Linked DNA regions of Homo sapiens: region 2 is linked to region 1. Evidence: chromatin contacts called from ENCODE Hi-C or POLR2A ChIA-PET data. All regions are on one chromosome and are shown on one strand. Each heading gives the region's core, a stretch centred on a gene start or an enhancer-like site at or near the end of the contact. The rest is flanking DNA. Distances are from core to core; before and after follow the strand shown. Region 1 overlaps NRG2 (neuregulin 2). Region 2 overlaps NRG2 (neuregulin 2).

Region 1 (4,496 bases), core at 1,073-3,572:
AAAGAAGATTTCACAAAAAGAGGTTAGTATATGCAAGAGTTTAGAAATGAGAGCATATGCGACTTAAAAAAGGAGAAAAGGGAAGTTTGGCATGGTCAGGGGTGATGAGGAGAGGCTGAGAGAGAGAGTTGGAAATGCAAGCAGGAGGACCTGGAGGGCCTGGGAAACTGTGTGGTGAGCTGCTGATGGGCTACAAACAGAAAGGTAAAAGAATCTAAGCTTGTGATTTAGAAGCTTCCCTAAGTGCACAGAAAAGCAAGCTCAGAGCATACCTGCTCATGCAGAAGGCTAGTGAGGCTTCTCCTATCTCTAATGGATGGGAAGGAGCTTACAGGAACTGCTCAAAAAAAGGCCTGGGAGGAAACAGGGGTCATGCAGGCCCCCAGCCTCCCCCAGTGGCTCCACATCAATAGAACTTATTTGCCCCTTGCTCCGAGATATAACACCCAGGGGATTGCAGGAGACCTGAGATGCCAGTCATGTGGGAATCACATGTGAGGAGTCTCCACACTGCATAGCCCACGGGGATAGGGTCAACGGGAGTGGCTGGAAAGGAAGAGGAGGCAATGGCCGGTGCTGGGGCCAGGGATCATGGGATTCAAGAAAGCTATTTAGAGTCAACCTCATGCCTAGATTATAAGGACCTTCACTCCAGGGACTATTACCTTGTATCCCACTCAGCCCTGGGTACAAGGTAGATGTCCAACAAGTACTCCTCTTGGGCAGAGGAATAGAAAACCCACTCAGACATTCTCAGGACACACATACCTCCTCCGCAACAGAGTCTCCGTACTGAAGGACAAGTGTCCTTTTCCTCTTTCCTCATCCTGCAGCCCAACAAAGGCCACAGGTGGCCAAATGTACCAGACAACAAAAGCTGATGAAGACGCTGCTGCCGTGCACAAGGTGGGCCCACGAGAGGGCAGTTGGTGGCCAGGTGGGAAGAAAAGCAGAGACACTTCTAAGGAGAGGCTGGTAACTGAAGATCCCTCAGATGCAAGGCCTCATCAGAGATGTAGAATGCCTGGGCTCTAGTCAGAGCCCTCAAGACTCCTTTAACCTTGGGTCTTGATTTTCTTACCTATGAAAGGAGAACAGGGCCGGGCACAATGGCTCTTGCCTGTAATCCTAGCACTCTGGGAGGCCGAGGCGGGTGGGAGATCGAGACCATTCTGGCCAACATGGTGAAACCCCATCTCTATTGAAAATACAAAAATTAGCCAGGCGTGGTGGCGGGCGCCTGTAGTCCCAGCTACTCAGGAGGCTGAGGCAGGAGAATCCCTTGAATCTGGGAGGCAGAGGTTGCAGTGAGCTGAGATCGCACCACTGCACTCCAGCCTGGGCAACAGAGCTAGACTCTGTCCCAAAAAATAAAACATAAAAATAAATAAATAAATAAATAAATAAATAAATAAATAAATGGAGAACAGGACTGCATGCTTACTCAAGCCCCTTCCAGAGTTTCATTCCAGGGGGAGGAGGCCATGCTGACCCCCAAGGCCTCTGAGGGAAACAGCTTCTGCTTTCCTAGCAGGCACTGGCAGCTCAAGTCAGGCCTTCCCACTCTCCGATAGTCCCGTCCCAATGAAATACCGAGGCTGGGCCCAGAATCACCATGCCTGCCCGCCCGGCTGAGAAGGGGTGAGAAGGGAAGATGTGGAAGTGACAAGCCGGAGGCAGCTGATGAGGCCGACCACAGAAAGAACGGGCCTCCGTGGTGGGCCCGGAGCTGAGAGGGCCTGCGTGAGGGTAGGGCGCAGAAGGCCAGAACCCGGAGCCTCAAGGGGGCCTAGTTTAGGAGCAGGGCAGGATTGGAACATCCTCCCTATAGAGAAGAGGCCTGTAGACCAGAATTTTTTCTGACTCTGCAAGCCTGGACTTCATCTTGTTTGTGTGAGGCGAGGAACCTGGTCGATCCTCGCCAAAGGGGATGGGTCAGAGAGACAGCAGCACCTTCCTCCACGCCTGCAGGGGACTGGAAGGAGGAAGGAGGGCTGGGAAGGGCAGAGGGGTAGCTCCTGAGCGGCAGCGCCAGCTGTCCACACTGGGAGCTCTCCGTTCGGCGGCCTTTCACTGAGGGCTGGCTCCCAACAGGCTGTGTTCTGGACACTACTCCAACAAGCAACGGCATATTATTGGACAGGCTGCCCAGGACTCAGCAAGCCCAGCAAGAACCCAGCTCCATCACCCGCACAGGGCAGCAGAGGCATCCGCTGGTCCTCACTGGGGAAGGCAGCAGACCTTTCCAAAGCCCCTACAGCTTTCCTCCCAGCCTCAGCCCAGGAGGAGAGGGCACTCCGAGGCCGGTGCAGGAGCTGAGACGCAGCCTGCCCTGCCACCTGGTGGAGAGATGAGGAAGGTGCGCGGGTCCGCGTTCAGGCAGGTAATGCCCCGCCACCTGGTGGAAAGCTGCCGGCAGAGGGTTCCGGCGCTTGCAATCAGCCCAGCCGCGTGGCAGCCCACAGTCCTAGCCTAGAACATGAAGGATATAGTGTTCTAGGGCTCAGAGGCCTTGCCATATTCTTCTGACCCAAGAAGCAGACTCTGGCCCTGAGCCAGTGCTAGGAAAGGGCCATTCTAATTTAACCCGCCAAGATTAAGGCCAACATATCTGGCTTTTAATAACTTGTTATGACTCTGACACAGTTTCCTGAAGCTTTTCTGAAGCAAGTTCTAGATTTGGCAAAAGGAAATAAGAAATAATAGCTATCTTGAAATATCTATAGGGCTGTTATCTGGAAGAAAGACTAAATTTATTTTGTGTAGCTCAGAGGGACAGACATAAGGCTAACAGGTAAAAGTCAAGGCAAAGCAGATTCTGCCTCCATGAAAGGAGCGTTTCTACCAATTAGAGCTGACCTCACTGGCAGCCTTCAAAAGGAGTGAGTTATCAGGCAACAGGTGCGTTCAAGCAAGGCAGGATCTCTAGTTTGGCAGACATGTTAGAGGGACAGTTTTTGTACAGGGATCTTAGTGTCTCCTGCAATGCTGAGATGCCACACCAGCTTATCCCTGTCTCCTTACCTTCCTTTACCAATGTTTATTGAATCAACTCTATGCTCAGCTCCAGAGATTTCAGAGACAAATAAGACACAACTCTTGCCCTCAAGTATTTTAGAGTTTAGTGGAGTAGTGAGCCCTCTAGCTTCTAGTTCCACCCCAAATAATAGATGATGACCTTTGGCTTACACTGCATTCACCTCTCAAACAGGAAGGGCAAGGGAAACACTATGTGCCTTTCCCGTCCTTACTGGAACAATTCCATGCCTCCCATTGACATATGAACTTAAATAATATTGCAAATGGAGTGTGCTATCATCGCCTAAGAATAATATAAATAAAGCAATAAAAACAATGAATGTCATTTTACTATGTGCCAGGCATTGTGCCCCTCACTTTACAAGTATTATTTTTACTTCATTGTGCTGGCAAAAGTTCAAAGACAAACCGAATAACCTTTAGAAGTCCCTAAAGGGCTATACAGAAAAAAGATGTCTGACTATTCTCCACATTCTCCAATTCATGCCACAGGATAATGGTTTTGTATTACAAGAAGGCCTAAGATAGCTATAAAATAGAACATTCTGGGAACAAGATGGTCCAAAACACTGGAGTAAAACATCAACCAAGATGGTGGTGTTTCCTTCTTTAGAGCACTTGAACAACAACCTGGATATTCATTTGGTTCTAAGGATAAAAGGAAAGGAGTAGAGAAAATGAACTGGTCTGGCCAATGGATAAGGTCTGGGTACAGGATCAGAGCTTTCAAGTCAGGTTGATAAAACCTCACATGATAAGGAGGTAGGCTTCATAGGACCACCAAGACTAGAGCAACATCCCCACCTCCACTGGAGGGGCCCTCAAGAGTGAGCCACTAGAAGATGCAGGCAAGGCTAATTTGGGCTGACTACTTGGCTTCTAAGTTCTACCCTGCACTCTGACCCTCTGTGTCCACCACTCCCACCAACATCCTTTATCCCTCCATGTTTCTCTCTAACTATTCCAGCCCTGCTATCCCCTGATGAGCTTATCTCCTTTTTCAGGGTACCTCTGGGACCATCTTCTCCTCTAGCATGCAACCTGTGCATGAAAGACCAGAGAGCAAAGAAGAGAAGAAGTGGCCTGTGGTAGGAAGCAGTGGGAAGGCAGGAAAGCTGAGAGAGTGCTCATGACTGGGATATAACCCCAAGTGCTAAAAATCAGACAGAAAAGGCAGTGCTAATCTTTACATTCCACCAAAGTAGAATGTGTAAAACCTGCTGGGAATCCTTAGTTAGCACTATCCATGAAACCTTTCCAAACATGCGTTTGCTTCAGACTTGAAAATGAGGCCAGTCTCCATAACCAGTTTTTCTTTTTTTTTTATTTTTTCCCCTTGAGCTTTGAAAGTTAATGAATCTCCATCCTTCTTAGAAGGGAACACAGTGACAACACCACCATCCTGGAGACTATCCTGTTTGCTCAACCTCAGTTTCCCCAACATGGGGAGAAAAGAA
Region 2 (4,246 bases), core at 747-3,246, 120 kb before region 1:
GGGGGTATAAAGTTGGGGAAAGAGCAACACCCTGTGGGCTTATGAACTGCAGCAGCTGTGGTCCTGGCAGCTGAGGGTACCACTGTTATGCCACTTTGCATGTTCAGACTTTGCCTGTGACGTGCCTCAGGGTCCAAGGGTCATCCTGCCTTGGCTGTGCTATTACCAACCCCACAACCCATCCCTCCTCAACCACCTAGGCCGGCAACTGTTGCCTCAGTCCGGCCCATAGATCCAGGGCAGGAACTGGGCCAGAGTTCCAACGCTGAGTTTGAAGCAGAGCAATTTGTGTCAGTCCCTTGGCCAGGTTCCCCAGCAGCCAGTGGGGACACCTTGTAAATATTCTTGGAAGCGGGAGGAGGGCTGGAGTCTGTCCTGTGAGCTGGGGCCGGAGAGACCGGAGACAGGGTCACTTCCTTCCAGGGACTGCCCTGGCCCCCTCCAACCTCCAGGCCAGCATCATCCACATCCACCATGGGACTTCGTGCTCTGAGTTCCCTCCTCATCTGAGGCTAGGCACACACAGTCAAACAGGAGTTATTTCTGATTTTATTTATAATATAAAAATGTTCAAGTGTCAACAGTCAGGTGTTCAGACATTTCAGGACAGGATTCCCATCTGTTTCTGTTTGGGATTTTTTTTTTTTTTAAACAATTACCTTTTTGACAAATTAGCAGTGGACCCAGTTTTTGGGGGTGGGAGGGCAGGACTGGAGACGAGTGGATGTCATAGGTGGGTTGGGGGCTAGGAGGCAGCCTGTGAGAAGGAAATGGTGTTACTTTATTGCTAAAAGGGGAATACACTGTCGAGTGGCTCTTCTCGGTCCCAGCGTGACCATGCATCCAATCTAAAGAATCTGAAATGCAAAGGACATGCAGGTGTAAAATAGAAAAGACGACCTGTAAACGAAGGTGCTGCAGAGGACGGAGGGGCGTCCTGGAGGCTGTGGGGGACAGGAGCCGCCAACATTGGGCCCCTGGCAGAGCTGCCACCTCCCTGGGCTCAGGCTCTTGGGGAAACGTTTCTCTGCCCCCCCTCCTTTAACAGCTGTGAGTAGCCAGGGCTTCCCCATTCGGGTAGCTGTGTCTTTATCTCCCCCTGGAAGTTACCCCAGCTCCAGCTCCAAGCCTAGGGTCCTGGCCCTCTCCTCCCAGGGGTCGGGAACTTCAGCTCTTGCCTGGGAGCAAAGCTACTTCCGTCCTCAGTTCTTCCTTAGGGCCAACCCCCCACCGCCCCCCACCCTCGCCCCCAACAGAACCCGCACCTCTTCTCTCCCAGCTGTCACTCTCAGCACCCCACAACCCAGACCTGTCCCCCGGAGCCCCAGATGAGCATACAGCAAAAGGCACCACAAAATAGGTTTCTATTAAAGAGTCAAAAAATTGGCCCATCTCTCTTTTTTTTTTGTTGTTTCTTTTTTTTTTCCGAAGCTGTAAATCAGGATGTTACATATAAATAGTTTCCCTATAAAAACGCCTTTGCCGTTAGCTAGTATTATAAGACAATTTTTGCTAAAATGAAAATAAAACATTTTGTTATACTTTTTTCCTTTTATAGAAAATAAAAATATTTTTATTTCTTTTTTCCTCCTTTCTCTCCAGTAGGCGGTCTCTGGTCTCCTTAAAGATAGTGGGGCGGGCGGGGCGGAGGGGCGCGCGGCGGGGCCCTAGAGTGGCGCCGAGTCCTGCTTGGCCCGCGGGGGCGGCCCGCGGCTGTGTCTGCTGCTGGCCCGCGTGCTGTGGCTGTCCAGTGAGTAGTAAGTCCTGCTGTCGGCCGCCGGGCACAGTGGCGGCGAGTCCGAGCGCAGCGCGTCGTGCGCCCCACGCAGGCCCAGGAAAGGTGTGCTCTCGGCCGCCAGCGCCCCGTCCGCGTCGTCCGCGTCGTCGTCCGACGCCGAGGCTGAGCCGCCGCCCGAGCCGCTGCTCAGCGACAGCGAGTCCCTCGCCGCCCGTGCGCGCTGCGCCGCCAGCCCGTTGAGGCGCGAGCGGCGCCAGCGCCGGGGCCCCGCCGACGTCCTGCGGGACGCACCGCGCGCGCGCGGCCGCGGCGGCGGCGGGGGCGCGCACTCCTGCGTGGTCTCGTACTCGTCGTCCTCGGGGATGCGGAAGGGGCTGGCAGGCAGGCTGCCCAGGCTGCCGCCGAGCGCGCAGGTCCCGCGCCGCGGTCCGGGCCCCGCCGCGGGGTAATAGTAGCTGTCATAGCTGCGCTGCATGTCTGCGCCGGGCCCGGGCCCGGGCCCGGGTCCGGGTCCCGGGCCGGGGGGCGCCGGGTGCCGCAGTAACGGCTGCTGCTCGGCCAGGCGGTAACTGATGGGCGCCGCCGGCGGCAGCGACACGGCGTGCGCCGAGTTGGGGGACGTGATCTCGAAAGTTGGCACCTGCGTGGCCAGCGAGTAGTGGAAGTCCACGGGCGAGAGGCGCGCGGGCGTGGTCAGGGCCGACACGTACCTGCGGGGAGAGGCAGAGGCATGGGCCAGGGCCAGGCCGGGCCGGCGCGGGGGAGGGGGGGTTGGGGGTGGGGTAGGGTGGGAGGGGCGGACCCAGACTTGCCTTAACCTTGCCCGAGACCCCGCCTGCAAGAATGACGGCAGCAACCCTCAGTGGCCTTATGCAATTTCCTAAACCTCTCCGAGCCTCGGTTTCCTTATCTGTTACGCGGGCATAACCATGGTGTTGATTCCATAGCTCTGTTGGGATGATTCCAGATTGTATCAGTGGGATGTGTTAGCCCTGTGCCTGACCCTGGTAAGCTTTCATGAATGGTCACTTGCTGTGGGAATGCTCACCGTCAGGGGGTCAGGCTCACGCTGGGGTACATGTTCCATCTGGTTTAATACCGCAGCTCTGTAAGACCCTTCCGCCAGTCCCATTCTACACGCAGGAAAGTAACACTCAGAACGTTTAATTCTACACGCAGGAAAGTAACACTCAGAACGTTTAAGTGACTTATTCAGGATTTACACAGCCAAGAAGTGGCAGAGCTGGGATGTGACTTGAGGCTAGTCAGGAACCAGGACTCATACTGCCCAATTCCAGAAGCCATTAGTCTCCATTCAGATACCCCTGTGACCTGGCCTCACTGCCCCACAGGGACAATTCCTCCCATGCCCTGATGGCTTCAGTGAGGGAAATATTCCTCCTTACAGTGAAGTCAAAACCTGCTTCAGGGGAGTACCAAGATCCCATGAGGTGTCTCTGCTTGTGGCTACAGACCCATCCCCACACCACCAGCTCCTTCAGAAGTCTGGCCTTGCTAATATCTCCCAGGCTGGATCCCGGGTACCTGTCCCCTTTTGTGCTCCACATCCCCCTTGTAAGCCCATCAGTCTTCTGCCCCACCGTTGTCACCTCAGGACAGGGGCCACCCACCTCCACGCTTCCCTTCCAAACTGCACAGCTGGGCATCTCACTGCTCTCTGGAACCAGCCTGGAGTCCCCATTATCATTTTTTCTGAATCGCCTGACTCCTCCCTCTTCCCTTTCCCACCGGCACATCTGATTAACCACCAAGTCCTACCCATTCCCTTCTCCGGAAGCACACTCTCCACCCCATCCTGGGCCCGACTGTTCACATGTGGTCATCTGGGTCCACCCCAGGGTCTCTCCTCCTTCACTCTATGCAGTTCCCAGAGCAATCTTGTAAAGTCACAGCTCTGCTGAAGCCGGTCTTCCTGTTTACCCACCCAGGGTCAGTCTGTCTGGCCTCAGCTTGCCTGTTCAGGCCCAGCTCCTCTGCTCCCTACAGCCCACTCTGTTCCAGGCACCTCACTCATCAGCCCTGTTCTTAAGTGCCTCTGTTGGAACAGCTCAAGTTGTTCCCCGTGCCTAGAATGCTTTTCTTCCTGCTCTCCTGCCTCTCCCCTTCCTACCACCCATTAAGGAGTCTCATTGCTGTGGTTACGATTCATAAATAGCTACACCTAGTGAGCATCAGCTCCATGCCAGGGATGAGACAAAGAGCTCTGTGCACATGATCTCAGGTGGCCTTCACTTGAACCATGCATAGTAGCTTTTGTTCTCCCTGTTCTACAGCTGAGGGAACAAGGTACAGAGGTGATCAGTCTGCCCCAAATCACACAGGTGGTGGAGCTGGGCTTAGAAAATCTGGCTACTTCCCAGAGCCTACAGTCAGACTGGGTCTCTCTGCCCTGGTGTGGTGTCATGTTTAGCACCTTCCATAGGCTGCTGTAAGCTTCCTTGGTTTGTTTCTGTGGCTAGGAGCTCCTCAGGAGCAGGAACCTGGCAG

What was found. Hi-C counts contacts between places; a loop is a spot of excess contacts on that map. ChIA-PET counts read pairs that join two places held with the same protein, here RNA polymerase II (POLR2A). Pooled maps may share reads with other maps.
Region 2: a map of sigmoid colon shows a loop between it and region 1 (12-fold over the local background). The contact joins two enhancer-like sites. A Hi-C loop is called at or near these places in 18 of 168 maps with a recorded cell type or tissue (Caco-2, Calu3, GM12878 and 15 more), 32 of 37 single-sample maps with no recorded cell type and 31 of 50 pooled maps. POLR2A ChIA-PET finds 5 or more read pairs at or near these places in 3 of 52 experiments (GM12878, Panc1 and activated T-cell).

Annotation. Positions count from the first base shown.
Region 1 is chr5:139,966,594-139,971,089 of GRCh38, forward strand. All of the region lies in intron 1 of NRG2 (neuregulin 2), which reads right to left. Among named protein-coding and RNA genes, the nearest start is that of NRG2, 74 kb to the right of the region's middle. RefSeq lists an enhancer at 2,474-2,523. Within about 2 kb of position 2,323, at least 3 of the 41 ENCODE cell types and tissues checked have a DNase peak (open chromatin) inside an H3K27ac peak, as active enhancers do.
Region 2 is chr5:139,846,250-139,850,495 of GRCh38, forward strand. NRG2 (neuregulin 2) reads right to left here. Exons shown (of 10, transcript NM_004883.3): 10 at 532-2,448. The coding sequence ends at 1,668. Among named protein-coding and RNA genes, the nearest start is that of PSD2, 53 kb to the left of the region's middle. RefSeq lists silencers at 1,680-1,869, 2,000-2,419, 2,470-2,529. Within about 2 kb of position 1,997, at least 20 of the 41 ENCODE cell types and tissues checked have a DNase peak (open chromatin) inside an H3K27ac peak, as active enhancers do.